3 separate regions of the Homo sapiens genome follow, and regions 2 and 3 are each linked to region 1. A link is a loop called in an ENCODE intact Hi-C map of the cell type or tissue named here. Cell type or tissue: endothelial cell of umbilical vein. All regions are shown on one strand. Links, peaks and the distances in the headings refer to the core of each region. The heading gives the core; the rest is flanking DNA. Region 1 holds the start of NOVA1 (NOVA alternative splicing regulator 1). Region 2 overlaps NOVA1-DT (NOVA1 divergent transcript). Region 3 overlaps MIR4307HG (MIR4307 host gene).

Evidence for each region. Hi-C counts contacts between places; a loop is a spot of excess contacts. Peaks named below come from ENCODE experiments on the same cell type or tissue, not always from the same donor. Only the 100,000 strongest peaks of a DNase experiment are listed, where the experiment ranks them.
Region 2: it touches region 1 in a loop (7-fold over the local background); 2 of 110 quality-filtered maps call a loop at or near these places.
Region 3: a loop joins it to region 1, with 3 times the contacts of the local background. A loop is called at or near these places in 5 of 110 quality-filtered maps.

The regions. Positions count from the first base shown.
Region 1 is chr14:26,592,751-26,603,425 of GRCh38, reverse strand. It overlaps NOVA1 (NOVA alternative splicing regulator 1), which reads left to right and starts at 5,393. Exons shown (of 5, transcript NM_002515.3): 1 at 5,393-6,125; 2 at 7,873-8,016. The coding sequence starts at 5,990. It overlaps NOVA1-DT (NOVA1 divergent transcript), which reads right to left and starts at 4,779. Exons shown (of 7, transcript NR_147061.1): 1 at 3,239-4,779. In endothelial cell of umbilical vein, for the core only: no CTCF peak of the experiment used is centred there; a DNase peak (open chromatin) is centred at 4,925; H3K4me3 peaks cover 2,703 bases; H3K27me3 peaks cover 645 bases.
Region 2 is chr14:26,727,188-26,737,862 of GRCh38, reverse strand. The region is part of intron 3 of NOVA1-DT (NOVA1 divergent transcript); the gene reads right to left. Among named protein-coding and RNA genes, the nearest start is that of LINC02293, 77 kb to the left of the region's middle. In endothelial cell of umbilical vein, for the core only: a CTCF peak has its summit at 6,442 (motif pointing right); no DNase peak of the experiment used is centred there.
Region 3 is chr14:26,912,830-26,923,504 of GRCh38, reverse strand. MIR4307HG (MIR4307 host gene) reads right to left here. Exons shown (of 4, transcript NR_110041.1): 4 at 8,762-9,148. Among named protein-coding and RNA genes, the nearest start is that of MIR4307, 9.5 kb to the right of the region's middle. In endothelial cell of umbilical vein, for the core only: a CTCF peak has its summit at 6,150 (motif pointing right); no DNase peak of the experiment used is centred there; H3K27me3 peaks cover 145 bases.

The DNA.
Region 1 (10,675 bases), core at 2,736-7,735:
AACTCATTTAAAAATACCTGGTAAGGTACATATTATGTACATTGATTTTGATAATATTCTTTGTCAGATTCTACAAATGGTAGAAAATATACTATTTTTTTTCAAGAAAAAGGAACTTACAGAGCATCTATCAAGTCTCCTATTATATGGATGGGAAAATTAAAATTCAGAGAAGTTAAGCTACTGTAAGTCACAAAGTTAGTGCGTGGAAGAGTCATAACCAGATCATCAATTCAAGGTTCCTTTTTTAACTATTTTGAAATAATTTTAGACTTAAAGAGGAGTTGCAAATATAGTAGAAGTTCTCCTGTACCCTTCACCCAGCTTCCCCTAATGTTTACATAACCATTATACAATTATTATGAAGTTCTTTTTTATTGCACTGTGTAGTCTTAGTTCAGATTTATTGCCTTTAAGTCAAGTGTGTAAAGTACGAAATGATACATTTCATAATATTTAGAAAAAGTGCTAGAAAAATTAATGATCCATTAGAAACCAAGGAAGCATATTCAGTGCCAAAGAATTTAGTATTCTTTCTAATCCTAACATATCTATTAGGATGACATATTTACAATTGGAATATTAAGATTTGGGGACTTTGAAATAGTATAGAACACATTTATCTCTCTATATAAATTAGTGTGAGCTTTCATACTTTTATAAACATATCCACCAATAGTGAATTTATTATTAAGTAGAGAAACATGAAAACTGTTTAATTTTTGACAAGGTAAAGTACAATAAATAATTTTTCTATTAGTGAAATCTTAGAAAAGTATTTCTAATCAATACGTCTATTTATAGAACTTGTTATAAAAGAATTGGGATAGGTCATGTATCTTTTGGTATATATTTGCTCCTATTTTCTTTGTGCTACATTGAACAGCAACAACAAAACAATAACAACAACAAAATCAGAATACATACATTGATTCTTCATGACTTATACCTTAAAAAATTAAAAATTTGTTTGTGAAGAGCCCAGAGAAAACAAATTATTCAGGCTTTTTACACTCAGTGCTTGGTTACAGTATTTGAATTATAGAAATTATAAAGCCTTCTTTTTTCAGTACTTCAAGCTTTCCAAATTATTTCATTATCCTTACTATTTAATTCCCAACAATACCTTCTATTAACAGTCTTCTCATTTTCTTTTCCCCTAAATTTAGGTTGATACTTGTAACGAACTGGTAGAGCCTCACTCATATGTCTGTGCTCTATCATTTTAGGGCCCACTGGCCTGATTTTCCGTCACCGTGGGGATGTTCTGACACCAGGAGGTATTAATGCCCCACTGTTTCCAGCCTGTGTAAGGGCAGCGCAGACTCCAGTGACCAGAGAAAGTGCTCAGAAAAAGATGCAGTGCTGGCAGTTGAAGACTGGCCAGCATGAATTGAGTTAATGCCACTAGGAATAGATCTTGACCAATGGCTGAAGGGAGCTAGTACATATATACCTCAGCTTTCTCACACTTCCAGTGGGATAGTTCTAGGGCTAGTGTTTTAAACTGGCTCCAAGAAAATCACAGTGAGATTAAAAACAATGACAACTTGCTTGGCAATTTACACTTTTTTTTTTTTTTTTTTTGCTTTCCTTCCCTTCCCTGCCTCACTTCCCATGTCCTACTGTGCTTCCTGAAATTATTTCCAAAATACATTGCTTGCACTTGAATCTTTAAATCAGGGTCTGCTTCTGGTGAGACACAAATTCAGAAAATGTTTTCCCAAAGCGTTCAAGAGACATTCAAGTAGTGGGAGTATTTATGTTTTGTATTATGTTTTGAGTAACAGGATCGATTGTAGGAAAAGCAAGAGAATGGAGACAAAGTGAGTTTAGGGATATCTGTGGATATCAACTATCTGTCCTTTGTCTTGAAAGCCAATCATTGTTACTGAAAATAGAAAATCTTATGTCTATATTACTTAGCCTGAAACAGGAAGAAAACTCTCTCAATAAAAGACAATAAAGAACAGGGATTTTTTTATTCATATTAATATCATTTTCTATCATAGTTGCTTATAACTAACACAAGTTCTATGGTGTCTTAAGGTGTTATAAATATTATTAAATTAGTAGAGCTGAATTGCTTTGTTAATTAAAAAATAAAATTGTATTTCTTTTTGGAGAAAAGGTCAAACGCTTCTATTATATTTTTAAAAAGTATATTCTAACAGTTTATTTGTAGCATAAAAGGTATATCATACCAAATATTAATAAACTGAGATCTACTGTACATTTTTAGTTATTCAGCTTTATTAGCTGATACAAAATGCAGAAAACGAAGGGTAAAATGTTTGTGATGTCCATTTAATCAGAATTATAGGGATATGCAATAAGAATGATGTAGAAGTATAATTTTTTTTAAAAAAACAACAAAATATACTAAAAAATGGAAGCTTAATTAGAATGTATTCTCTGATAATCTTCATTGTCCAGATTATTAATAGTTCGTAGCTGACTGATACTTTGATGTCTGACTAGGTCTTGGGATAGTCTCTGTGATTCCTGGCATATCATACCTAAGTTACCATTCAGCATCCCATCCACATTAAAAATTATATCTACCATTTCTGGGCCCCATGGAGTGATAGGTATAATAGTATTTAAATATTAAGTCTGAAGAAAGAAATCAGAGAAGGGTCAAATAAATACTATAAGAATACAGTGTGACTTTTATTTAATAGCATGTATCTGTAAAGCAATTTAACTTACAAGCTCTTTTTCAACTTAACTGATGCATGGCAATGCCAAATATTTTCTAAACTATGTTAGATATATTTTATTTTTAGAAATTTGTTAAACTAAGGTTTTCCAATTCTAACCTCAGTCTTTCTCCAATTCAAAATTACATTCTACTGAATACTTTGCTCGAGCTTTAGTGTAATATGTTTGAGTTATCTGTCCTTCAAATATCTTTGTCCACTGTTGTTTACTGTTTTAAAACAATCTAGTGCCAAATACCAGCCCTTTTGTAATTTTTCATTTAAAAACGTCCTTACATAATTTTGTACACTGAACACTTTGTACAACGTCTGGCATCAGCCTTTTACTATCTTGAATACCACATACTTATTCCAAACCTTTTTTCCTCATCACAGCTCCATTTGTACCCAATTGTATGTTTAATTCCTCTTTATTTTGGTCATGAAGGCTATATAGTGGTTTCCCATAACATTACACATCGGATCAAAATTTTGGACTTTGGTTAATAGACCTTTTCCAATATGCACTAACTTACCTGCTTTCCTTTTCTTTCAGCTCTCAGCATACCTTCTTCACTGATTGAGGCAAACGTGTTTTCCGTAGTCCAGATGAACTTTTAGTCCGAAACTAAACGTTATTCTCTTCCTCATTCAGTGGACTGATATCTCTCATTGCTTAAAAAGCACCAGAAATCCCAATGCCTCCTAGATGATTCTTCCAACAAGAACGCTATGAGGAGCGTTAGCATTCCTTGCTATTGCCTATTTAATCTATCAGGAATTAAATTTTATTCTATTCACTTTGGTTATTGCCTAGATATGCATATATTCTTGGTTAGAATATCATAATTACAGTGAAGTTCCTTCTTATGCTTAGTATGAAAGCCATCTTTTTGGCTGAATTGTTGTAGTGGAAAGTATAGGGAAGGAATAACTTCATTCTACAAATCTAGTGAATATGTTTATACCTTTGTACAGCTTAGAATACATTGCCACAGTCTCTCTCGTTTGACTCCCAATAATGGTGGAAATTGGTTGGAGTCTCAGTCTCTGTTTTGAGTGGGAGGGAATCCGGAGCTCTAATGTATTACAATACTTAAGACAGCAGCCTTTGCAGTCACGAAGACCTGAGTTTGAAATTACTACAATGTTTATAACTGCGTAACTTTGGGTAAATTTCTAATATCTTTAAACCTAAACTACCTCATAAAATGGGGACAGTAATAACTACACGACATACTGCATGTAATTGACACAGCATGCAAAGTGGATTGTTTGCCACGTGGTAAGTAAGCCCTTAATAAATGGCAAGACGTTAAGGGATTTGCCCAAGATACACTTGTAAAACAGCCTACAAGGACCAGAAACCAAGGAAGATTTCAGACTCCGAATCCCATGCTTTTCTACTACCCTGCTTCCTAGAACACTGAGTTAATTAAACTACTAATTTGATGAACGACCTTGAGCAAAATACTTCACTGAGTCAGTTTACTCATCTGTAAAATGAGGGACTTGATTTAGATAATGCCTAACGTCCTTTCAGAGTCTATTCCAGCTACATTAGATGTTTTATCCGGTGTTGCAGGGTTGACGTTCAGGTCCGTGATATGTCCAAGATCTGTATAATCATAAGCCGTGCACATGGCAATGAATTTTATTCCGACACTCGTATTTCGTTCAATATTTAGTTCTGTGTGCACACTCAGCTGTTGCCTGTCTTTAGTCTGCCTACCAGCGCCTTGTGAAGGGAAGACCCACACCTAGCTTTATTTATTTATATCCTGGCTTGTTCCCGAAAGGATTTAAGGCGGCGAGTGACACTCTAAGTCCCCTAACGGTGTCACACAGTGCGATTAAGAAATCCTCTTTGGATGAAATCATACCGTAGAAAATCGCCGATGAGTGAGATGCTAACTAATTAATGTCTTTTACCCAACTCTTAAAAATAAAAACTAATGCACCTAGCAAGAAGTCCTGGAAGCATACAGTGCTGGCTCTCCCTCCAGCTCTGACGCTGTCCCACCCGTTGTCAACGGTCACTCGAATGCCCTTCTTAGACTAGCCAAAATTGTCGCCGCTCCAGTACCAGCTGGACCAAGATCCCACCCCACCCCTTCGCTGCCCCTCATCACCCAAGTTTCCTGATTGGGAAGGGGCCCGAAGAACCTTTCTCACATTTCTATTTTATTGGCTGGCACGGCTGTCAGTAATCTCTCCTTCCCGCCTTCTAGCCTAGCGCGTTTCGTGGACCCCTTGGTTTCTGCGACAAGCCGCTTACGTTTGCCTGAGCCGTGTTGCCGGGGACCAGCGACCTTTCACCCCTCCCTTCCCACAGGAGCGCCCCGGCCCCCGCCCCCGCCCCAACCGCCGGCGCGCGTCCTCACCGCGCACGCGCTCCCCTCGCGCGCGCACACGCTCGCGCACACACGCTCCCTCGCCCCCGCCCGCGGAGTTCCCCCTCACCCCTCAGCCGCCCCGCCGGCTGAAGCATCGGCGCTGGGAGGCGGCGGCGCTGCTGAGAGGCAGGGACCCGAGCGCGAAGTGTGTGGGAGTCTACGAACTCAACCCCTCTCTACCCTCCCCTCACAGCCACCCCCCTCCCTCCCCGCCAGCCCCCCCCAACAAGCGGGAGAAATAATGAGCGAGACCGGGCGGCAGCAGCAGCAGCGCCGAGCAGCCCAGGCAACGGCAGAACCGCTCCGGCAGCGGCGGCGGCGGCAGCACCAGCAGCGGGAGCGAGCGCAACGCTAGCGCGGCGCGGGGACCGCCGCGCTCCTTCCCGGCTCCTGCCCTCCTCTGCCGCTCGCTCCTCTCTCGGCATCCACCTCCTTCCCCTCCTCCTGCTCATTCACTCTTTCCCTCACTCTCCCCTCCTCCTCGGCTTCTCCCCGCGCCCCGCCAGCCCTCGCGCTCTCCCACTCCCTCTGCCTGTCCTCCCCGGTCCCCTCCTCCCGCTCATTCACTCGCCCCTCTCCCTTCTCCACTCTCTCCCCCTGTCTCCTTTCTTCTTCTTCTTTCACCCTCCGTCTCTCACACCCCCTCCATTCCCCTGTCTCCTTTCTGACACTGCACTGCAGCTGCTCCTCAGCCCTGCCCCCTCCCCAGTGAGAACAAACCAGCAACATTGCTTTTTTTCCTAAAGAGATTTATATTGATCCGATTAAAAAAAAAAAACCTTAAGAAACCCCAAACGCAAAAAAAAAAAAAAAAAAAAAAGAAAAAAGAAAAGAAAAAGCCAAAACAAAAGGGAGAACCTTCTCCCGGTAGCAGCGGCAGGAACTGCAAACATGATGGCGGCAGCTCCCATCCAGCAGAACGGGACCCACACTGGGGTTCCCATAGACCTGGACCCGCCGGACTCGCGGAAAAGGCCGCTGGAAGCCCCCCCTGAAGCCGGCAGCACCAAGAGGACCAATACGGGCGGTGGGTATCGCTTCCACCTCCCCGCTGGCCCCATCCCCCGCCGCCCGCCCCTGCCTCCCTCCCTCGCCGTCCTCCCTCCCTCCTTCCCTCCCTCCCTCCCGCGGCCCGGACACCTCCAGCCCGAACCCGGCGGCCCCTGCGCCCCTGCCCCGCGCCCCCTCCCCTGCACCTGCCCCGCGCCTAGGTGTCCCCGACACATTTCCATTTCTGTGTTTATCATTCATCAAAATGGCGACCAGTTTTTCGGAATAGACCTATCTTTCCATTTAATCGGTCCAGAGGTTGACCATGTAAATATCCTAGACCTGGGCAAGAAGGTCCATTCAGGAGGAGGAGGAGGATGACCCCGGAGTGAGGTGATGGCCGCCCGAAGATGCGCGCTGCGTTTAACAGTCTGATAAAATAAATAAATAAATGGCACTTGGGTAGCGGATTGCGAATGACTGGGGCGCCGGAGAGTTTTTCCTCTCTCCATCCTCTTGCTTTGGGCCACAAGTAGTATGCAAAATCTTGATGAGTGCATGCCCTTACCGCACTTAGATTGTCGGTGCAAATATTTCATTGATTTGTCTTCAGGGGGGTGCATACGAGGGTGGGGGTGTCTGGAACGGTGACTTGTTAGTTAACATCCTGCGCTTCCTTGGAAGATGAGTTTTAACGGGACCGATATCGCTTCTTCATTTGCACTGGAATCATCTTAACAATGCACCCAATGCATCGAAGCAGAGGTGAATTTATCTCCAGCATATGCATTGTAGACGGATGGGGGTCTTTTGAGTGGCACACCACAACATTTGGAACATTCATTCACATTAAGAAAGCTGGATTTACCGGGGTGTCTCCTGTATAAGATGTGATCAAGTTGACGGAAATTAAAGTTTGTGGAGTTGGCTTAATTTTCTAAAACGTTTCATTTTATTTTTCCTGGTTCTTCCACCCCCTTTCCGTTTTAAAAGTTGTGATTATTTTGGGAAAGGAACATTACCTGTTTTGTCACTTTTAAGCCTATTTAATATAAATGACTCCTAAGCTTTTTAGTATTGGCAGAATTCTTCTTAAGGTCCTTTAATTAATGAGCTTAAACGAGATCACGGTAGACTAAGAAGTGCTAAAGAAATGCACTAGGATTAGTTAGATTTGCCAGTCCACCACACTGAGTTATTTCCTGGCAGTTATTGAAGACTTGGAATACACCCCACAGTTTGGGTGGATTATTTGGTAGGAGAATGGTTGTTTTGCGGACTTTAAGTAGGATATAGGCAATGGCTAATTGTAGTCCTTATGTGTCTGCTAATGACAAATAAATATAGCTCATCACTATTTACAGTCCTGGGCTTTTCTTCTTTTTTAATATGTTAAGTGAAGGTTTGTCATCTTATAAACCTCTGAAGTTTTGTTAAAGGGTCAGTTCATTTCATTTTGCCACAGATAGAATTGGAAGATTTCCATGTTTGGAATAACAACTGGAATTTAGTCATCAGTTTTTACAGTGCTGCAAAATAATAGAATATGTTTATATTTTAATTCCAAGCTTGAAAGTATAAATCCTATAAAATGGGAAACATTTTGTACCTGTTTGTTTTTCAATGTAATTGGCTTATTTTCATTCTCAAAAAATGTTTAACTTCATATTTCCTGCAGTTATATACCCAGTGCTTTAGTTGCTGTTTTTCTCTCTTGAGGGTGGAGAGGGGATACAAAGTTTGAAATACTGTGTTAACCGAGTATATTTCTTTGCATTTTTCAGAAGACGGCCAGTATTTTCTAAAGGTTCTCATACCTAGTTATGCTGCTGGATCTATAATTGGGAAGGGAGGACAGACAATTGTTCAGTTGCAAAAAGAAACTGGAGCCACCATCAAGCTGTCTAAGTCCAAAGATTTTTACCCAGGTAGGTGCAATGGTGAAGAGATTGTTTGATGAGCTCCCCACAGGAAAGAAAGATCTACTTGTGTTGTGTGCTGTCTTGAAAGAATTTTTAAACAATACTGGAGACTTTATTTAGATATTGCTTTATAGGAATATATTGTGGAAAAATTTTCAGATTATTTCTATTGTTGATTATGCCTTTTTCCTATAATTGTTGTACCGTGTATGTGAATTAGACCAGTTGCAAGATGATTCGGGTATTTCTGAATAATTCTTATTAGCAAAAAAACTCAAAAATTTAAAGATAGAAACCTGGACAGCTGGCATCAGGAAATAGGGTTCTTCTGAAGTTTTCAGACATCATTGTAATGACAATTAGCTTAGAGTGAATTCAGAAGAGGGGGGTAGGGAGGCTTCTTAAAGAATGGACCATTTACTTCTGAATCCATTATGTACCTCTTTCTGCTTCATTGCTTTGTTTGTTGGCCTTGGAGTGAAGTAAAGAGGACAAGTGTTGCCTCTTCAGATTTTTTAAATATTGCAGTTTTAATGCAATTGATATAAGGAAATTTATACTGTTATGCAAGAAGTAAAATAATGCTTCAGAATTCATGTTAACTTAAGAGCTAAATTTGATTAAATATGTTGACAGTGTAGTACAGTAACCTACTGGAATATGGGAAGTTTCCTTGGTGGTATAAATTTTTTGTTTTTCACTTTCAAGTATGCCTTTTTAAGTGTTAAATAGTTCTGCATGTCCATCTTTTTCTATTTTTTTCTTACATTTTGCTAATCACTATATGTATTTTAGGTTTAAGGGAAAAGTCTCTGTAATTGAGTAGTACATTTCCTAGATAAAACATTATCAGCTGATTTGCTTTTATTTAAATCTAGCTTTCTGTGATTTTTTTAAAGGTTATTTTATCTTTATGGCTGTCAAAAACGTTAATTCAGTGCTGAGGGAACCAATACTGCTTTAATTTTTTTCTTCCTGGTGGAAAAGAAAAGCTGATTTGCTTTCAGTGATCTAATTCAGTAAGAGTTCTTTAATACAGCAAAGACATCTGGCATGAATGTAAGCAGAACATTTGGAGGACTTCTTTTTCATAGCCAATCACTTGGTATTAGAAATGGACCATTATACTGGATAAGAAGGTTTTAGAATGGTTGAAACTATCATTTAGTTTTACAAATTAAATGTAGTATTTTTTGTAAACATTAAACTTATTAAACTAAAAAGTAATATATTAGACACGATGTTCCTCTAAAGTTTGTTTCCTATGAGTGTAGTTTTGCAGATGGCTTTCCTTGTCTCTGAAACTTTCCTTATGCATTAAGAAAGTTTGCTAACATATTCACATTCATATGTTTAAAAGGTATATTATGATAAAAAAAATCAATGTGGAATTGTGAAAACCCTTAGTACAAATAAAAGCACTCAAAAGAGCTTGATTGCAGAATTAATAACGTGATAGTTCTAGGAAAAGAGCTGCAATGGTAAATTAAATTCACTGTCAATAGATGAAAATGAAATAGCTTTTTTGCATTATACATGAGGTGGTATCAGATGTGCAGGGATGTTACAGAAAATTGGTGTTTATCAAGGATATTCCAAATAGTAAATTAAATGCCTTTTCATTTGAATATAGTTTATTTTCAGTGGGTTGGAAAGGGTGCACTGAGAATTAGATCTTTTGTTTTTAGTCCACTTAGTTGTACATTTTTTGCTTATTACATTGAAATTGATTATTTTATTTATAGTTCTGAGGCATGTTATTTGTATAGAGCAAGAATATCTGTTGGAAAAAAATGGAAAGCTGGAATGCGTTGAATAAAATTTTGTGTGTGTGGTGACGTAACCTGATCAAATGTGAGTTGAAATGTTGGATAAAAGAAGTCTATACTTTACCGGTAACAGGTGGAAACCAATCACACAGTATGGGATCAATTTTAAGGATAAAATAAAGCCTCGTAGTTTATAAGAAGCTTAAAGAATTCTGAACAGTTTGTATTAAAATACAATTTTAACTGGATTATTACCTGTTTGGACAGATAATCTCTTTGCTTCAGATAGACATTAATTTTAATAGTCTTTCTCTTCGCACTTGACCACAAGTCTTCAGAATAATTTTAAGATCCCGGTATTCTTCAACATAGCCTCTGAGCGCTTTTCAGTTTCTCTTACTCAGATGTACGTAAGGGACACTTACCTTGTACATCTCAGATGAGCTAAATTATAAACTGTGATCATATCATCAAGTTATAAAGAATTTCTTAGAGGATTAATGAAATCATTTGGAAGCCCGTTTTTGTGTCTTTCATACATATATGAAGTTCTTAAAGCTATATATATGTATATTTATGACTGTCATAATCTACTGGAACAAATATGCCTAATGTTTATTTCATGAAGCCCCTTTTCTGTTTCTCATTTGGTAAGAGCATATTTGGGGAAAAGTCTACTTTAGTTGTATAACCTAATGGATTTTCTCAAATTACCCAAGTTTTTAAGCAGAATGTAATTGTGTTTGTAAGGTTTAGTTAAAATACTAGTGTGTTTTCGGAAACTTTCTTCAGGATGTGTAACACAGAATACAGACACACTCGGGACATTTTAATACATTTTAACTCAAACGATAGGTACTTTAAAGAAATTATAGCCAATATAATTTCCTTGTATG
Region 2 (10,675 bases), core at 3,332-8,331, 130 kb before region 1:
CATGTTTATTTGTGCTCTCCATTTTGTAAGTAATTAGAATTTGTACTCCAAATAGAAATTACTTTACCTAATGTGTACAGCAATACCCTCTCCATAACCGTAACCACGCACCCACCAACAGGATCTAAAGCACTATCTCAAAACACAGGCATATCCTATCAGCAGCCTTTACAGGTTTGAGCATATATTTTCTTCCTATTTCTGTCTTGGCCACCTTATGCGATATTATCAACATAGGATATGAACCAAGAAAATCTAAACTTGAAACTTAGTTATTTTTCTACCACATCAACCAAGAAATAATGATTGTCCTAGCATATCAAAATGCTATTTCAGAGATTTTAAGAGCTACAGAAATTCAATCCATTAAAATAAGTTGTGGGAAGGCCTGGGGTGCTATTCAGCATAGATAAAATAAAGAAATATTATATTTTTACATAATTTTTATCCCCTTAGAAAAAGCATATCCTTTTTCAATGAATAATATACATAAAAGTCTTACATAACACCTGTTTGCTATTATAACTTTGTCATCTTCTTTATCCTCAAGATATTATGACTTGACACAATGCAGCTAATTTTTATAATTCACATCATAATCTCTCAATGTTTTATCTACATTGCCAATTTTAAATGTTAATAAAAATGTAAGGGAGTCTTTTGGAGTATGTATTTTAGCTATTGCTTGGATAAAGGGAATTCAGATGACTCTCAACTTTTCACAGCAGAATTTTCAATCTTTGATTTTGTGACCTTGTTCTCATAAATAAGATCTCCACAAATCTCATATTTATAATTTTATTGACTGTGATGTTAACACTCCTGATTTTGAATGATGGAAACTGTCCCTCCTTCAGCATTTACAATTATAAGGCTTTCAGAGACTTTCATGTTCTTTAAATGTTTTCAATATTAGTAGCCCCAAAGTTGAACGCCAAGTATTACTTAACAGCCCTGGTGTCAGGAGGGCCTTACAAAATAACCATGTTTGCATTTATGCTAGTTCTGAGGGGGATATTTGCCAGTCTTTACCTTCCTTGCGCTAGGAATTTCCAGCTGTTGAAGTAAAGATGAACATAACTTGACAACCCTTAAAGTCAAAGCATATAGATGTTCCTGCCTTCCAAATAAATTGCAAGCAATAATATTTGAAACAAAATTTTAAAAGGTGGAAATATTTATAATATTTAATGTGGAATGAGATCATCAACCATGCATCCCGATTGTCAAATATTTGCCAAAACTTCATAGACTTTTGAAAAACTGGTTTCATATAAGGCAAGTGATGGATATGTCAACTTCTATTAGCTTATGAGCTGAATTTTTCCAAATTATTCCTTATTATAAATATTTTCATTAAAAATTATAAGGAAAAAGAGAACATTCTTATTGGTTGTGTTGACTCATTGCCTGGGTGTTTGTTCCAGCAAAGGAATAAACAAAATAGGCTTTGGAAAATAACTTATCTATTATCATATATCTATGGAAATTAGTTTATATTTAAACAATCATGCTTTCATATGAAATCATATGAAACTTAGGAACATAAAAACTTTCATGAAAATCTCATCAAAGTCCATTAGGAAAGCTAACATCAGTCATGATGTTCAGGAACTTCATATAGAAAGAACTTATCTCACTTTAGGGAATCAACAAGACAGTTCAACTCTCACTTTCTCCTCTAAGTCATCCAAAGCTAGTGGTAAAAAGTCTTGCCTGCTTTTTCATCCATAATCATTATACAAGAAGATGTGATATTCAAATAACATTTTTAATGATATATTCTCAGGACATTTTTTAAACTTTTATGTTCAGGGGCACATGTGCAGGCTTGTTACACAGGTAAACTTGCGTCATGGGGCTTTGTTATGCAGATTATTTCGTCACCCAGGTATTAAGCCTAGTACCCATTAGTTATTTTTCCTGATCCTCTCCTTCCTCCTACCCTCAACCCTTCAATAGGCCTCAGTGAGTGTTGTTCCCCTCTATGTGTCCATGTGTAATCATAATTTAGCTCCCACTTATATGTGAGAATATGGTGCATTTGGTTTTCTTTTCCTGCATTATTTTGCTAAGAATAATGGCCTCTAGCTCCACCCATGTTCCTGCAAAAGACATAATCGTATTCATTTTTTATGGCTGCATAGTATTCCATGGTATATGTACCATATTTTCTTTATCCAGTTTATCACTGATGGGCATTTAGGTTGATTGTATGTCTTTGCTATTGCAAATAGTACTACAATGAACATACATATGCAGGTGTCTTTATAATAGAAAAATTTATATTGATTTTGGTAGATACCCAGTAATGGGATTGCTGGGTTGAATGGTATTTCTGTTTTTAGGTCTTTGAAGAATCATCACAATGTCTTCCACAGTGGTTAATTAATTTACACTCTGACCAACAGTGTATAAGCATTCCTTTTTCTTTGCAATCTCTTTGACTTTTTAATAGTAGCCATTCTGACTGGTGTGGATGGTACTCACTGTGGTTTTGATTTGCATTTCTCTAATGATCAGTAATGTAGAGCTTTTTTTCATTTGATTGTTGGCTGCATGTATGTCTTCTTTTGAAAAGTGCCTGTTCACATCCATTGTCTTAGGATAATTTAAGTGGTCTTCTGTCACAGAAAGAAATTAAACTCTACTTAAAAGTCAACTTTAATATTTTGCTTTAAAAAACGGTGGAAAATCACTTCAAAATTTTGAAATTTATTTCCAGATGCTAAGTCCAGGAAACTGCATGGTTATATTAGAAAAGACATAAAGTATTAACAGAAAACAATGAAAAATAATGGACATGATAACTAACCTGAATGATCAAGAAAAATACTATGAAATTAACTAATATTATAAAAGGAGTCAAGGAATCCTGAAATTCTAAACCTTTTTTTTTTTTTTGTATTTTTAGTTGAGACGGGGTTTCACCATGTCAGCCAGGATGGTCTTGATCTCCTGACCTCATAATCCGCCCGCCACGGCCTCCCAAAGTGCTGGGATTATAGGCGTGAGCCACCATGCCCAGCCTAAACCTTGTCTTAAGTTTAAACCAGCAATCAGAAGTGAGGTTCGGGGTTATATTTATATGGTTATTTTACTGGAATTCATAACAGAAGTGACTATTATGCTCTACTATGTTAGCACAGAGAATATAATAAATAAAAGACAGGCACCATGCCCTCAAGAAAATTATCATCCATGCTTTTCTCTTCATTTGCATATGGCAAGAGCTAAAAAACTCATATATCTAAGATAACTCTACACTACAATGTTGTAGTAGACTGACATTTTTATTTCTCAATCCAAATGGAGTTATTTCCATTAATAGGAGGAGGAGAGAAGGAAAAAGAGAAAGGAGAAAAACTTTACCTCTAATAATATAATTATGCTACCAAGTTTTATGTGAAACTTGTTTATAATAATGTTTGCTTTTATTGAATTTTCCAAACATTTCCCAAATATAAGTCACAAAAGTTGTTAGCAAAAGAAATATTCAAATTTGTTTTTTAAAGAGCTATTTTATGAATATACAATATTGTCAAGCTGTTCAAAAAAATGTTCCTGCACAATTTAAAGTACTTTGAAATATCTTTTATCATCCTTAACTTTAGCATTAGAGAAAATAGGAAACCACCAACTTATCTACCATCACTTAGCAACTTAAATACTTTAAGATTAGATCTTTAATAAAGATATTTAGCAAAAATAATTTGAATTCTTCTAAAGAAGTAGTATTGGAAAAGACAATGTTATCTAAGATTCTTAATGACTTTAGGCTAATTAAAAAAACAAAACTCTTATAATAGTAACACAAGGATTTCTCCTATTTGAAAATATTAATTTTCCACTGTGTTTTACATTATTTAAAAGTCACTTTAATATAATTGCACACAATATTTTGTCCATTTTTCTGTGTCATGGACCCACAGACAAATGATAAAAATTAAATCATAGAGGGATTATAATTACTAAAACTGAAAATGATCTCTGAAATTGGAGCTAAATATTCTCTAGCTAATGAAGCACATGGGCAGCTGTAAATTAACCAGTAATTCAAAATTTGTCAAAAGTATTTGGTAATATTAAACCTTAGCTAACACCACATATCAAATTTCTGTCATCTTATCATAGCAAGGCCACCTAAATCTTTAATTCTCCCTCTGGTTCAGCACTGTACTTAATAAAAAACACTTAAGACACACTTAACACACATATTAAAATTATGTTGAGTGAAATAAGCAAAGTACAGAGAGATAAACTGCATGATTTCCTGATATGGTTAGGCTTTGTACTCCCATCCAATTCTCATCTTGAATTGTGATAGTCATATTCCCAATGTGTCAAGGGAGACACCAGGTGGGGGTAATTGAATCATAGAAGTGGTTTCCCCCCATGCTGTTCTCATGATAGTGAGTGAGTTCTCATGAGACCTGATGGTTTTATAAGGGAAGGGGCTCTTCCCACTTCACTTGGTACTGCTCCTTCCTGCCACCCTGTGAAGAAGGTGTCTTGCTTCCCCTTTGTTTTCCACCATGATTGTAAGTTTCCCGAGGCCTCCCCAGCCATGCTGAACTGTGAGTCACTTAAACCTCTTTCCTTTACAAATTACCCAATCTTGGGCAGTTCTTTATAGCATTATGAAGACAGACTAATATATCTCCATATGTGGAATCTTGAAAAGTTGATCTCATAGAAATAGAGAGTAGAATGGTGATTATGAGGAGCTAGAGTAGTTGGGGTGGAGGAAGGGGTTCGAGAGGTATTGTTCCAAGTGTACAGATTTTAGTCAGATAGGAGGAATAAGTCCAAGAGATGCATTGTACAACATGGTGACTATAGGTAAAAGATTTCATTCTTGAAATACACTAAGAGAGTGGATGTTTAGTGTTCTCACTATAAAATGATAAGTATGTGAGGTAACACATGTTAATTTGCTAATTTAGTCATTCCACACTGTACATATATTTCAAAGCATCATGTTGTACATGATAAGTACATAAAATTTTATATTTCAATTTGGAAATTAAGTTTTAATTAATTTAATGTTTAAAAAACCCTTCAGGGTCTAATACAATTATTCCATGGGAAATATAAACTGTTTTATTTAGGTTTTTGTTTCCTATTAAGAGAAACAGATATAACTTGACATTTAGAAATATAATTTATTATTCCCAAATTCATCATACCCATTAAAATACAACTGGGGATAGAAATGATGTTGGAGCACTTTGGGAGGACGAAGTGGGTGGATCACTTGAGGCCAGGCGTTTGAGACCATCCTGGGCAACATGGAAAAACCCCATCTCTACTGAAAATACAAAAATTAGCTGGGCATGGTGGCATGTGACTATAGTCCCAGCTACACGGGAGGCTGAGGCACGAGAATTGCTTGGGCCTGGGGGCATAGGTTACAGTGAGCCAAGATTGCACCACTGCACTCCATCCTGATGACAGAGTGAGACCCTGTCTCAAGAAAGAAAGAAGTCTCAAGAAAGAAAGAGAGAGAGAGAGACAGAGAGAGGGAGGGAGGGAGGAAGGAAGGAGGGAGGGAGGGAATGAAGGAAGGAAGGAGAAAGAAAGAAAGGAAAGAAAGAAAGAAAGCAAATAAAGAAAAGAAAGAAAGAAAGAAAGAAAAGAAAGAAAGAAAGAAAGAAAGAGAAAGAAAGAAAGAGGAATGATGTTGGATACTCTACGTGTCTCCTAAAATTACTTCCATAGTTTAAGAAGTACAAACATGGCCATGATAAGGAAACATTCAGTTTTGTTTTTCCGATCAAACTTTGCTTCTAAGTAGAGAGAGACCAAATTAAATCATGGTGTTGGTGAATCATGCCAGTGTTCTTGGAAGGGGGGACTTAGTGTGACTTTCAGATCTAGACTGAACTGTGGTGGGCAAGAAATGGAAAAAGGGATCTAGATCTTAGAGCTTATTCTCTAATTTATTTTTCTTTTCCAGATTGAACTATTTTCTTTTCAACTACCATCGGCTCACACCACACACAAAACACATTTTTATTCAACCCTAAAGTTTGCAGATTCTTTTGAAACAGAGGAATTTAAAACCCATTAATGGTATTTATTTCTCATTCACTCTTCCACTGGTCACCCTGATCTTTAGTTTATTCTGCCTTATGATCTACCCTATACATGACTAATGGTATTATATGATGCTCCTCCAGTACTGTTTTTTATACTATTATTACCCTGGCTCCTTATAATATTATTAGCCAAATGTCCTTACCTTGCCAGCCTTTGAGTATGATATAAATTATATTTTTGTTTAATAATCCCCATCAGAATGTCCCAATTACTTATGTCCCTTCAGAGAGCCTTGTTTCTCTACTCAGTAACATTTCTGCGTGTTTTATTATAGTCTGGAATATTTCAATCTCTCCAGTGTCTCCACCAGGTGGCCCCACTGCCTCCATTACTGCTGCTGACCCTCCTAAGACTAGGCCTCCATTTTTCACAGCTGTCCTCAAGTGGGGGCCATTGCTAGACCACTGCTCTGGCATTGAAGGATTAGTCAGAATCATCCCTAAATGTTTATTGGTTTTCTTCTCAGCACTGGCCTGGCATAAGCTATACACCCATTTTTATTTCCTATGGCTCAGCAGAGATGAAACTATATATTTAAGATACATAGTTTTTACTAAAGATTTGCGTAAAAATGAAGGTAAAGTGCAAACGGGGAACTACTTACAACGACTGCTAGGTGTCACTACTCTCAGAGCACATAGGCTAAGAGGCTTCCTCAGTAATTTTCATCAGGCCTTCTCCCCATCCATTTCCAATGCTGTCAAAATGAGATTAAAAACCAGGTTACTCCTAACCAGTGGGAATACTTTGACTATGCACAGTTCCTAGTCCAGAATAAAACAGTCACAGAATACAACAAGAAACTTATATTTGTTTTCCCCCAACAAGGTGTAACACATATCCTTAGACCTTATTTCCTGTTTCGGGAGACCACCTTAGATAATAGGGAGACGGTGTATTCTTTTCAACCAAAGCCCTTCTACCTGTCACAGAAGTATATTTTAATTTGATTTCAAGAAGATAATTACACTGGAATATAGAACCTAACATCAACAAATTCTGTAATTATTCAGTCTTAAAAATATTGCCAGCTGTGAACATCAACAACTCAAACTGTGTATGGCTATGCCATGAGGAGATCAGTTCCATGACAGTTTTTCCATAGTAGGAGTTTTAGAAATTGCAGATGAAACTACCAGTATGGTTACAATGCATATCAAGAAAGCTATACTTAATTTCCTAGTCTACAACATCTGCACTCAGGTAACTTCAGCCATCCCTAAGACTATTGCTTTTTGTATACATAACTAAAAGGGTCTTGGTAATTGTTCTCGTATCTTTGGAATAGCTTTTACTGGCTGCTATATCCATGAAAAGCAGGTGGAGGGGGAGAATTATTAGTCTCAATGGGCAAATTTTACACTAGAGTATCCATTCCATGATATAACTTCTAAACTTAGCATCTTTAATCTAATCTTCAAGACCATATAAAAGTTTTCGATCACATAATTCATCAATATATAACTATTTCTTTACACTCTGGCTAAAAATCATCTCCATGATTTTTTTCTTACTGATTGCCACATCACTCCTTCTGCCTGGAATCTAAACTTACAAGTTAGATACAAGAATACAAGCCTGTATTCTTCACTTCCTTCAAAGCCAAGTGCAGCCAATGTTTATTGGTTGCCTTCTCAGCGCCAATTTTCCCCTTTCCCCTTCCTATTAGCATCTTGTTTTCATTTGAGATACAGAATCTTCTGAGGAATTTACTTCTCTCTCAAAGCCAGGGATGGGGCATATGCACTCCATACCCACAAGCCACAGTAATTCATTCAGAAATTCTCCCAGGATAACTCAGCCTCTGGAGAGTAAGAAGAGTGTTTGAAGTTTGGAATTCTGTAATCATTATTGTTTCCAGAAGAGAGGTGCCTGAATATGATGCCAACGTGCCGAGGGCAGCAGACACAAAAGCTTACAAACAAATGGAGCCAGATCCTTGATGACATTTTGTATCCCAGGATGAATTCTTTTCAGAAGCCAGATCTACCTTTGAACTTTCTTGTTACAGGAGCTGATGAATTCCCTTTATTTTTGTATCCGAGTGGGACTTTCTGTTTCTTGCAATGGAGGGTATATTTTCTACTACTCATAGTGTAAACTTCATCTTCTTTGGGAAGCCTTTTATCCTTGAAACCACCTGACTTTTTCTCTCCTACTTATCTTTTCCTTGGCTGTTAAGCTGCAGTATACTAGGGTAATCTGCAATAATCCACAGTAATGGCAAATTAAATTACCAAAAATCAGTTTTAGTATTTAAAATGTTCCTAATTTGATTACAAGCTTTAAAAGGCATAAAAAAAACCTTCTCTTGCATTTTTTCTGTCAAGAACCATATACAAATGTGGTTCTTGAAATTTTAATTCAGAAAATGTTGACAAATATCAATAAATGAGGCAAACAGCAAAAACAGTAGAATTTTGTTTTACAGATAATGACTTAGTAACATACATCTCATGGTTAATAGATTAACCATGTAATAGGTTAACACAATACTTCTGGAGGCTCCTGAGTGTGTTTGTAAGGGATGACAGGATAGTCTAAGATTTGATTCCAGATATCAAAGCTGATAATTTCGCTGGTGATAAAACTATTCATTAAACAGTTACAGAGCAATGAATGTTTTTCACAAGGCATCATTTAGCTTTTCTTCAGAACTGCAAATCCTCATTACAGAGAATGAGTGTAATTAATAGCTTAAAATTCATAGCAGGCTCTCAAATGCTGAGCTGAATTAATAGTTTAGATTTACACAATTCTCTTTCTAGATTTTATGTTGAATTGAATTCCAAAGTTAGCCATTTTCTTTTCCTAATTAGCCTCAATTCAAAAAATATTAATTGAATATTTATATTGTACCCTGTACTATGCACAGCTTTAGAGACACAATGGTGATCAATACAGGAGGTTTCTGTTCTCAGGGAGCTTGCTGTCTAGCACATATCAATACTTCAGATATATAAGGAAAGTAATTTGAATTCAATTTGAGAAATGGCGTGGGAAGCTCAATATGCTGTGGAAGTACATAAAAGGGGTGAACATTTTACCCGTTTGGTAGAATCACAAAAGATATCCCAGCAAAATCATGTCTAAGTGAAAACTTCAGGTTAAGTAGGATTCAGGTGGCTAGATTGAGGAGAGAGACAGTGTCGAAAGAATGCCGCAGGAAGACAGAACAGCATTTGTGAAGGACTAAAGCAAGACCATTAGGCAATAACGATTTGATATTTTGTTTAGTTTTGTGTTAAAACCAAATTGGGTGCACAGAAATACAAAAGTGAATTTTCTAACTTTTGAATTTTCAAAATTCTTCTCAATAAGCTAGAGCATTCAGGTCAGAGCTATAGGAAATCAAAATGAAATGTTGGATTTGGGCATCTCCTGATGTTGCATTTGAAATAACTCTTTGTGTGGGTTCTTTGGGTTAATTGTTGTAATAATTTAATATCAACAAAAGGAAAAAATTATGACTTCATTAACTTCCATTTGTCCCATATCAAAGATTAAAATCCCATTACTTGCATGGGTCATAGTCAGATTAACCTAATCTTACTGTGTAGTACGTGTTCACTGGCAGTGCACAGGCATTCAGGTAACAGGGAAATAGAAGAAAATTAATATTTAAGTGCCTACTACATGTCACTGTGTTTTATATATGCAATTTTATTTAATTTCAATGAGGAAGGTGTTATTATTTGTATTATACGGATGAGGCTACTGAAGCTTGTGAAGTTATCACTTGTTTAATTAACACAAAATTTGTCCTACAATATCTTAAAATATTAACACATTGGAGCAACAATGATGGATTTGAGTATTTAAGTTAATCCATTTGTTTTGCTACTTTCACAATAAATCACATATTTGAAGTTCTTATGATAGAGTCATTGATTAGGAAGGTTGTAGTTCACAAGTGTATATTTTAGATTTGGGCTTGCACATGACTTTGATATAAAATTATACAACTGTGTACAATGCCACAGCCATATGTGCCACGCTTAATAAAAGATCACAACCTGTGCATGCATTTGTATTTATTTTATACATGTTCTCTACAAATAAAACAGCCAGTTATAAAACAACTGAACACACAGTCTATGAGTTTATGACAACATCATACCTTATAATTGACTATGCTTTCTTTGAAAATAATTTAATTTGTGTAACTTTTATATTTATGACTAAGATACAAGGTGTCATAGGTACTGTTTTCCCAAATGGTTAACAAGTTGATCCAACAGTATTTATTCAACGTTTTATTCTTTCCTCTATCTGGCTTGAGAGGTCAATATTATTATATAGTTAAGTTCTCTACATACATGGTTCTATTTCATGTACTATTATTTTCACTAACCTGCTTGTTCTGTTGAATACTTTTAAACTATAAATGGTTTTGTTTTGTTTTGTTTTTTGAGATGGAGTATCACTCTGTGGTCCAGGCTGAAGTACAGTAGTGTGATCTCAGCTCACCACAACCTCCACCTCCCTGGTTCAAGTGATTCTCCTGCCTCAGCCTCTCAAGTAGCTGAGATTACAGGTGTGTGCCACCACACCTGGCTAATTTTTGCATTTT
Region 3 (10,675 bases), core at 3,858-8,857, 320 kb before region 1:
GGTTTGAGAGGGGTTTGTGATGAGTGAGGGTTAGAAACAGAATTGCATAGAAAGAAGAGCAAAATGGGGATAATGAGATTCACTTTAGCTAGGGGTATCAAGCGTATGACAAATTGTGGACTTGACTTTCATCTATTAACAAGCAGAGGGAGTAATAAGGTAACATGTTACTCTGAATCCAGTTCTGGCTGCCAAGTATATATTTCTTGAAGTGATAATTAAAAAAAAAAAACTTGTAAGAAATCAAACACATCGTCTTTGTGTTAACCAATAGGGATATCCATTATAGCCAGCTATAGTTCCTAGATTTTAGAAATGTAATTTAATAAATATTGAAAAAGTATAGCTTGGTCTCACAGGCTCAGATTTTCAAAAAGAAGACTCGAATTAATTCAAAAGCACAGCGTCAAGATTTTGTAGAATTATTTTCAACCCCCTCTATCAGCAATATCAAAATGAACTTTCACAAAAGGGTAAAATAAAACCAATATTGTGGCAATGACAGCTTACATAGCTCACTGTATTTCCCACTCTTGGTGGAAGGTTACATTTTATAGAAAAGCTCATGTACCAAATAAATGTACTTTAATTTTTAAACTTTGGATATTAGGTAGCAGAAAAATGACATAATTTACAAATGGTTTACATTTCCTTTGCCTCACTGATATCATGTCATACATCCTTCTTATGCTAAATTTTTGACAATGCAGTCTGCCTGTATCATGGCAGCCTGCCTTCCTCATGCTGTTCCTTTCTGCATCCACAGCAACCTGGCTTCTGCCTCCACTGAAAGTGTCAGGCATTTCTCAGAGATACCAGGGGTTCGGTTCTAGACTGCAGATGAAATGAATCACAAGAACTTTCTGGTTTCTCAGTGCATATAAAATTTGTGTTTACACTAATATTAAGTAGGCAATAGCATGATGTCTTTAAAATATGCATACCTTAATTTAAAAATACTTTGTTGCTAAAAGTGCTAATGATCATCTGAGCCTTCACCAAGTCATAATCCTTTTGCTGGTGGAGGGTCTTGCTTCAGTGTAATGGCTGATGACTGATCAGGGTAATGCTTACTGAAGGATGGGGTGGCTGTGGTAATTTCTGAAAATAAACAACAATGATATGCTGGTGGAGGGTCTTGCTTCAGTGTTGATGGCTGTTGACTGATCAGGGTAATAGTTATTGAAGAATGGGGGAGCTGTGGCAATTTCTGAAAATAAACAATAATATTTGTCACATCCATTGATTCTTCCTGTCACAAAAGATTTCCTGTAGCAAGCTATGTTGTTTGATAGCATTTTACTCACAGTAGAACTTTCAAAATTAGAGTCAATACTCTCAAACATGGTCACTGCTTTATCAATTAAGTTAATGTAAAATTCTAAATCCTTTGTTGTCATTTCAACAATGTTCATAGGATTTTCACCAGGTGTAGATTCTGTCTCAAGAAACCACTGTCTTTGCTCATCCATAGGAAGCATCTCCTCATGCGTTCAATCATGAGATGGCAGCAATTCAGTCACATCTTCAGGCTCCAATTTTATCTCTAGTTCTCTTTTTATTTCTACCACATCTGCAGTTACTTCCTCCACTGAAGCCTTAAACCCCTAAAAGTCAACCATAAGGGTTGGAATCTACTTTATCCAAATTCTTATTAATGTTGATATTTTGATCTCCTCCCAGGAATCACAAATATTCTTAATAGCATCTAAAATGGTGAATTATTTCCAGAAGATTTTAAATTTACCCAGATTCATCCGAGGAATCACTATCTATGGCAACCATCACTTTACAAAATGTATTTCTTCAGTAATAAGAGTGGAAAGTCAAAATTACTCCTTGCTCCATGAGCAGCTCATGGAGTAGCACTGTTAATTCCTTCAAGAACTTTTCATTTGCATTCACAACTTGGCCAAATGTTTGGTGCAAGAGGCCTAGCCTTTTGTCTACCTTGGCTTTTGATATGCCTTCCTCACTAAACTCAGTCATTTCTAGCTTTTGACTGAAAGTGAAAGGTGCATGATTCTTCCTTTCATTTGAACACTTGGAGGCCATTGTAGAGTTATTAATTGGCCGAATTTCAGTATCGCTGCATCTTAGGTAATACAGAGGCCCAAAGAGAGCGAAAGAGATGAGGGAAAGGTGAATCGGTGGAGCAGTCAAAACATGCACAGCATTGATTAAGTTTTCTCTCTTACATGGATGCAGTTTGTGGTGCCCCAAAACAATTACAATAGTAACATCAAAGATCACTGATCACGGATCATTAAAATATATATAATACCAATGAAAAAGTTTCCAATATTTCAAGAATTACCAAAATATGACACAGAGACACAATATGAGCACATGCTATCAGCAAAATGGAGCCGACAGACTTACTCAACTCAGGGTTGCCACAAACCTTCAATTTAGATGAAACACAGTATGTGTGAAGCACAATAAAATGGGGCGTTCCTGTGCTCCTAACCCAGTCAATGCTGACTCCTTAATGCAACAGACATTTTCAGTCTTAATTTTTATTTCTCCCTCTGCTGTTTTTAATGTTATGGATAATTCTCTATTGCTTAAAACATTTTATTTCTCTCACTTCTGTAACACCAAACTCCTGTAATTTGTTTCTAAATAATCTTAATTTACTTTGACTCTATTATTTCTTAAAAGCTAGTGCACTCAACTTTTTCCTCTCCACTGAGTGAGTTTTCTTATACTAAATTTCTCCTTGAAAGATCACCACATTTTTTACCTTAACTCTAGCTGTATGTTCTTACGTTTTCAAAACTCAGCATTAACCAGGATCTCTCTTGAGAAAATTAAACATGTATATCTACTCTACTTCTGAACCTCTCCACTTTTATGTCTCAGGAGTTTCTTAAATTCAAGATATCTAAAATGGAACTTATCATTTCCCTTCTAAATCCCACGTTAATTTATAGCTCTACCAACAATTCAGACACCTAGTGAGAAATCTCAGGTATTTTGTTTATAAGGACCTTACCTTTACCTGTATATATAATCTACAAGTCTTGTCAATTTTGTTTAATTATTATGCATCAAATCTGGGCAACCACTTATTTCTGGATCCAACCTTCCAATTTAGACCTTCATCGTCTTTGGCCTAGGATGTTCGAATCTACTTCTGATATTTGTCTTCTATACCCTTCAGATACATTCTCCACTTTACCAATTGATTGATTTACCTTAAACATAGACCTGATATTACTCACTTGGTTAAAATCCTTCAATACTTCCAACTTATCTAAAAACTTAAAATTTTTAATGTGCATATGATGATTTGCATGGCCTCATCCCATCTGCTTTTTAGTTTTGCCTCCTCCCGTGTGCCTTGCACTTTAGCAATAACAACTATTTAGAAAGCACTAAACACATCATACTAAGCCATGATTACATGCCTTTATCCAAACTCTTCCATCTGCCTTAAATAGACATACTCATGCCATTCTCTCTTCCCCTGGTAATCAACACCCTGTCTTTTAAGACTCAGCACCATATGTCACCTCCTCCAGAGAGTCTTCTAACACCTCTCCTTTGTAAGGTTAAACACAATTCATCTATTTTTCATGATATCCTATACAACCCTTTAATGACACTTTGAATATTGCAATAAAATACTACTTTATGCCCCTCTCTCTTTTTACTCCTTTCTCCTAATGACAGAGATTCCTTAAAAGCATTTGTATTCTTCTTTGTATTAACACAGCCTGATATTTACCTAATGCCTAATAGAACTCAATAAATGATGGCTGAAATGAAATGGGAAAAGAAATAGAAGCTTACATGGGGTGCCTTGTAAAGGGATTAGAAATATGCCTACACATGAAATATTTGGATATTCAAATGCCTCTTATTCTGGCTATTCATACATCATAAAGAGATTCCAGCTAAAGTAGAGGTAATCCTGACTCCACTAGTCCATGACTCTAATTATACTATGCCTCCCTTAGAGCCTAATTGTCAGCCCCTAAGACTTAGGCACTAATAGAATTATAACTACTAAATAATAATCTGTGTGTGAAGATACAGAAAAATTGTAAATGTTAATTTGTGTTTGGCATTTTAATTCTTGAAATCTCTGACATTTGATTTCTTCTCTAAAATTATCGCCTCTTGTTTAATGCCTCATACATCTTTACTACCATTAAAGATGGCGTGCAGGCTAGACAAAGGGGACAGAATTCAATTTATACACTCAATCAGTTTACCCAAATTAATCTACACAAAAAAGGAACATAAGTGACTTTTTAATGTATACATCTATTTGAAAACAAAACTATGAGAGCTATAGTTTGATTGTTGTTTCTTTGTTTGTTTGTTTTTCAATTATCTGAGACTTCCAAACTTAGCTGTCTAGTTTTTGACCCTGATTCTCTTCTGGAGAGTGCCACGTATTTTCTCTTTAGCACTCTTCCCCTCCTGATTAGAATTTTTAAACACTCACTAAAGAAACTTGTGATTAATGACAGTTAGAACTTATTGGACTTGAAGGACAAATGTTTGCTTCACCAGTTAAGGGAACGAGCTAATCAAAATGAAGAAGTGCAGGGCAAGGAAGAACAGGGAGAGAAACGAATGCTGTGAATCTGTATGGATTCGCTTGAAGAGATGAGCTGAACTTTTCATTTACTGCATCACAAACTTGACTCAACCTTTGTCTGTATTAAGAATAATGGAGCCGTTCTTATAAAAGAGTGTAAAACTTCTCAAATTAAGCCTCCCCCCTCTTACTTTTATAGCTTTTGGTTGGTATTATTCCAGCTTTTTCACAGTAAATGTTTCACAATATCTTTCATAGATTGAAAAAGTTTTCCACCTCCACAGTTACAAATCCTGCTATAACAAACCAAACTGGCTGTCTCTTCAGGGACTGTGCTTCATACTTCAGCACGAAATTGAGACTGAACTTTTTATTTGCTGAAAAGGTGACACAATTTTCTTTTATATGGTGTTGTCTCATTCTTCGCTTTTACAATGACCTCAGAGGAGTGGGTACCTGAAATATTTCAGTGCTAGATTGTTTGTGAACTAGAGATGAATCAGTCTTGAAAAGGAGGTAGAAATCCTTTTTGGTGGAAGGGCGCCAGGTAACATCTCAGAGTTTGCCATGTTGATATTTTCTATGTGTTTCATCAAAAAATTGCACTATTGATAGAAACTCAGGCATCTAGGAATGTAATGTAGCTGGCTATATGTTCTTTATTTATAACTAATCTCTGCAGAGCAAAAGAGAAGAGGGTTAGAAAAACAAGGATGAAAGTTACCATTGCCTGAAAACGTTTGTGTATGTATAATAGTACTTACAAAGTGGAAAAATGAACTATGTACTTTCTGCTTCCTGTGAGAAAAAAAATCTAATCACAAAATTATGCCTACACTGATTTTCAGAAAAATTTATGTGAGGATACGATATATTAGGACATTATGTAAAGGGGGCTTTACAGTACTTGAAAATTTAAAGTATGCTCAGAGTTTACTGTTTTTTTATTTTTATTTTTAACCTTTGCTTCTCCAGGAAAGATTCATTTGCATATTTCTTTAAAATATCTCTGCTTATATGTCCTAGTCTATCTAGTAAAACATCACATGGACCAAGCTGAATGACAGCTAAAAAGGTGCGATAGTTAAAAATAGATAAAGTATGGCCAGGCACAGTGGTTCATGCCTGTAATCCCAGCACCTTGGGCGGCTGAGGCGGGTGGATCACGAGGTCAGGAGATCAAGACCATCCTGGCTAACATGGTGAAACTTCGTCTCTACTACAAAAATACAAAAAATTAGCCAGGCATGGTTGCATGTGTCTGTAGTCCCAGCTACCAGGAGGCTGAGGCAGGAGAATTGCTTGAACCCAGGAGGCAGAGGTTGCAGTGAGCCAAGATCAAGCCACTGCACTCCAGCCTGGGTGACAGAGTGAGACTCCATTTCAAAAAAATATATATAACTATATATATATATATATATAACTAGATAGATAGATAGATAGATAGATAGATAGATAGATAGATAGATAGATAGGTAGATAGTAAGTAATCTGGCCTTTATTATTTCTGTACTTTTCTTTGTCAAAAATACCCTTCACTTCCCTTAATAATCTTCTCAGGGAAAGCACTTGTTGTTCTATTTATATGTCTCCAGGGGGCGATAAAGCAAGTCATCAAATCTCTGCAAATGACTCAAGGGCTCCAGTGCAATAAGGGGATCAATGTTCCCAAAGCTGTTGGACATCAGATGCCTGTTTAGTTTGGCAGATTAAATGGCTAGTACTTTTCCTTCAGTCAATTTACTGGAAGCCCCTCCCTTTCTTACTCTTTCCTCTCTTCTCATACACATAAGCTCCCTAGGGGTTCACAGTACTTTCAAACATTTTTTAAATGTTCATTTTGTTCTGTTATTAACAGAGCTTTTTATTCTAGCATACAAGCGTTTCATAATTTCCCTTCTTAAAAAACAACTCTCATGTTTCAGGAAACTATTCTGTAGTATATCTCCTGGGATAAATTTTAATACTTAAGTGCAATTTTTGAAAATCACTTTGATATATTATTAGTTTTATTAATATGACTTAACTTCCTTCTCATTAGTAAGGATTCAAGTTTCCTATCTCCTCGATGAAATCATGTGATGTGTTTTCAGTGCAGTCCATTTTGTAGTCAATTCACCTAATGAATACTGTAGAAATTTAGAATGAAAAAAAAAAAAGGAGATTAGAAGCTCAAAGGGATGCAACTCTGAATCTGATTCTAAAATCTCTTTGAAAAGACACAAGAAATAGAACAGGAAAAACAATGTTGGAAAGGAAAAATGAAGTGGGAAGAATGATGCTATCTGATTTTAGGACTTAGCATAATGCTATAGTAATCAAGATATTGTGGTATTGGTGAAAAGATAGACACATAGATCAATGAAATGAAGTCAAGAAACAGACCTACACGAATATGTCCAATTGATTTCTGACAAAGGTGCAAAAACTATTCAATAGAGAATGAATTTTGTCAATAAATAATGTTAGAACAATTGGACAACCATATGCAAAAAAAAAGAATCTCAACCTAAAGCTCTTTCCATATACAAAAAAAAAAACTCAAAAATGGATCAGATCTAAATATGAAATGTAATACTTCAAACTTCTAGGAGAAGGCATAGAAGAAAATCATTATAATCTATGGTTAGGTAAAGAGCTCTTAAAGATGACACAAAAACACATCACATAAAAGAAAAGGAATTGATAAATGGGTTTTATGAAAATTAAAAATGTTTCCCTCATTAATGGCCCTAGTAAGAAAATTAAAAGACAAGCTATAGAGAAGAAAAATATACTTTGAAAGCATATATCTAACCAAGAGTTTGTTAGAAAATATATATACTCACTACACTTTTTACTGGAAGGAAACAATTGACTAAAAAATGGGCAAAAGACTTGAACAGACACGTCACTAAAGAGGATATATGGATAGAAAATAAACACATGAAAAGATGTTCAATGTAAGAACATCAATTTAATGTCATTGGAGAAATGCAAATTATAACTGAAGTGAGATTCCACTACTAGATTTATAAGAATGACTAAAGTATACTGATAGTATTAAATGCTGATGAGAATGAAAAGCAATCGGAACTCTTATAATTGGCTGCTAGGAATGCAAAATGTTTTGAGTACTTTTTTTTACAAAGTAATTAATGATGTGCAGTCTTGTGCTTTTTCTCTTTTAGCTTGAACTGACATTTGAATTGTTTGTATTTTCTTTAAAATGAGAAGCAGAACTATCGCATTGACCTTCTTTATGTGGCCTTTAGTACCTAATAAAGTATAATTCTTTAACTCATATATTTGCTGATATTATTTTTATTTCATGTGATTGGTAACAACCAATAGTTTTAATGTCTAGAACCAACATCATGAACTTGCTTTCTGACTGGATAAAAATATAAAACTTGTCTGTGTACTTAAGTTTATAGTTGTTGGATTCTAAAAATAAAAGGAGTTTGGTGTTTTTGTGTTGTCATTTTTTTTTTTGTCTTACTAAAATAAGTGCCCTATGTGGCTAAATTAATTGGCTTGTAATCTTGAAGCATTCATCTTAAAATAAAATTGTGGGGTATAGATTATTTTAAATCTACAGGTAAACTCTGCATCAGGGTTCCCCAACCCCCGGGCCATTGACCAGTACCAGTGCATAGCCCGTACGGCTTAGGAACCAAGCCATACAGCAGAAGGTGAGCAGTGGGTAAGTGAGCAAAGCTTCATCTGTATTACAGCAGCTCCCCATCACTGGCATTACCACCTGAGCTCCGCCTCCTGTCAGATCAGTGGCAGCATTAGATGCTCATTGGAGCATGAACCCTATTGTGAATTGTGCATGTGAGGGATCTAGGTTGCCTGCTCTTTATGAGAATCTAATGCCTGATGATCTGTCACTGTCTCCCATCATCCCAGATGGGACCATCTAGTTGCAGGAAAACAAGCTCAGGGGTCCCACTTATAGTGAGTTGTATAATTATTTCATTATATATTACAATGTAATAATAATAGAAAGAAAGTACACAATAAATGTAATGCATTTGAATCCTGAAACCATCCCCCATCCTCACCCCAGAATGTGGAAAAGTTGCCTTCCACAAAACCAGTCCCTGGTGCTGAAAAGTTTGGAGAACCACTGCTCTGCATGACCATGCTTTCCAAGGAGACCAAAAAGAAAAACATAGATTAAAAGATCGCATTGCTATAAATTAACTATGCAAAGATTAGTATATCCTTTCATTTTGCTTTAATGCTACTTTTGTCCACACTTTAGATGACAGAATGGCATCAATCTTATGAGAGTTAATACGAAAGTTACTGCCTGGAGATACTATCTCTTAAATGTTGCCCAGAGCAGAATTTCCTCTTTAATTCATCAGACTCCAGACTCAGGGTCATAAAATAAGTACCATAAAGCGCCTTTGAGACCCTCCAATTGTCAACAGACTTCCCTAGAACCATTCATACCCACAGGTGATAGATTTCTTGTCCTTTTTCTGTTTTGCTTGGCTCTTGACTTTACAAATAATTTCCTGTTAACAGCTTTGTCTCCCACTTTGGAAATGATGTTTCCTGTGTCTTCTGTGGCCTTGACTTCTGGCTTCCCTTCTTGACCTAAGAATGATATATACCCTTTTAGTTACTCTGTCTATAGCTTCTCTGAGTAGACATTTCAGCTGGTGTATTCTGGACCAGGAAGGCTACACTTTCAGCAAAACTTCTCAATCAGCTTTATTATTTAACTTGCTCTGAATCTACTGTAGTATTTTATAATGCATGAAGTTTCCATTTCTATTATTCATTTATATTATTATCATTATTCATAATAACTAGCTAAGATTCTCAGAACAAAAATAATCATTTCTGTATAAAATATAAGAAAACTGAGGCTTAGAGAAGTAAAGCACCCTGACTAAACTTTCAGTAATTTCCTGAAGGGTTTAGAGCTCCTACTGAGGCTTGCTGATTCCACTTCCAATGCTATTTTCACAGATCCACACTAAATCTGATTTATCTCCTGGAAGAATGAAACCATAAACAAAAACAGCTGTTTCTTAAAGTTTCTTTTTTTTTTAACTAACAAATTCTAAAATTTCTAACAGTGGTCTTATGTACTTACTTTCTCTTTTTAAATATAAATATTTAATAGCTATAAATATGTCCTATACCCTGCTCTATCCCCAAGAAATATATGACTAGGCCTACAAAAATCAGGTAGTAGTCTAATAGGAAAATTTAATACACTCAGGCTCTTATTTCTCCTCCATTCTTATTAATTTTGCATGAAATGTGCCAATAAATTAACTCTTAGTATCCACTGGTTGTAAGATATGCTGATGCATATGTTTTCTTAGTTTTATGGAGAAATAAGGAATCGTCTAGCATAGAGAGAGTCAAGGAAAGAGGAAAATACTAAGTAAAGTTAAGAGCAGTGCCTAGTTTTCAGGAGAAATTATATATGAATTAAATTTACATAAATATACTTGACTCAAATTTTAAAATTATTCCTTTCTATCCTGTTTCATTTAGTAGAACATGCTTATTAATCATCTATAAGGATATAAGGTACAGTATATCATCTGTGAATATTCCAAAGCTTCTGAACCTTAGTAAAAAACACAGATTTAATCACAGAATTGCCAAGGTGGCATTGCTATTTGAATATCTGGCATGCCGTTTATACTGTATAAAGAACATACACATAGTAAGTAAACATAAATGCTAGCTACTATGATAATTGCTAGCATCATGAAATGAGGTTGATAATATCAGAGAGAGAAATAATTGAACTCACGTATGTATGCATAGTGGTTATAATGATGTGTATATCCTGCTCATTAAATAGCCCAAAGTTTTCTAATTTCTTTATGTTAGTCTGACAATAACAATCCTATTGAAAGCATTCTTAGGTGTAATTCTTTTTTAATTTCTGTCCCCTGGTTAATTTTAATTTTTATTATTTATTGTTTAATATGTAAGAAATATTTATCTCATAAAATATATTATTGTTTGGCTGGCCAATGTATTGAGTATTAATCTTGTTTTGTTTTTTGTGTTTTAACATTTTACTCAAGTTTCTTGTTAACGGTCTCAAATATTTTTTGAATGATACTTTTTTTGCTTCAGATTTGTGTTCAATAC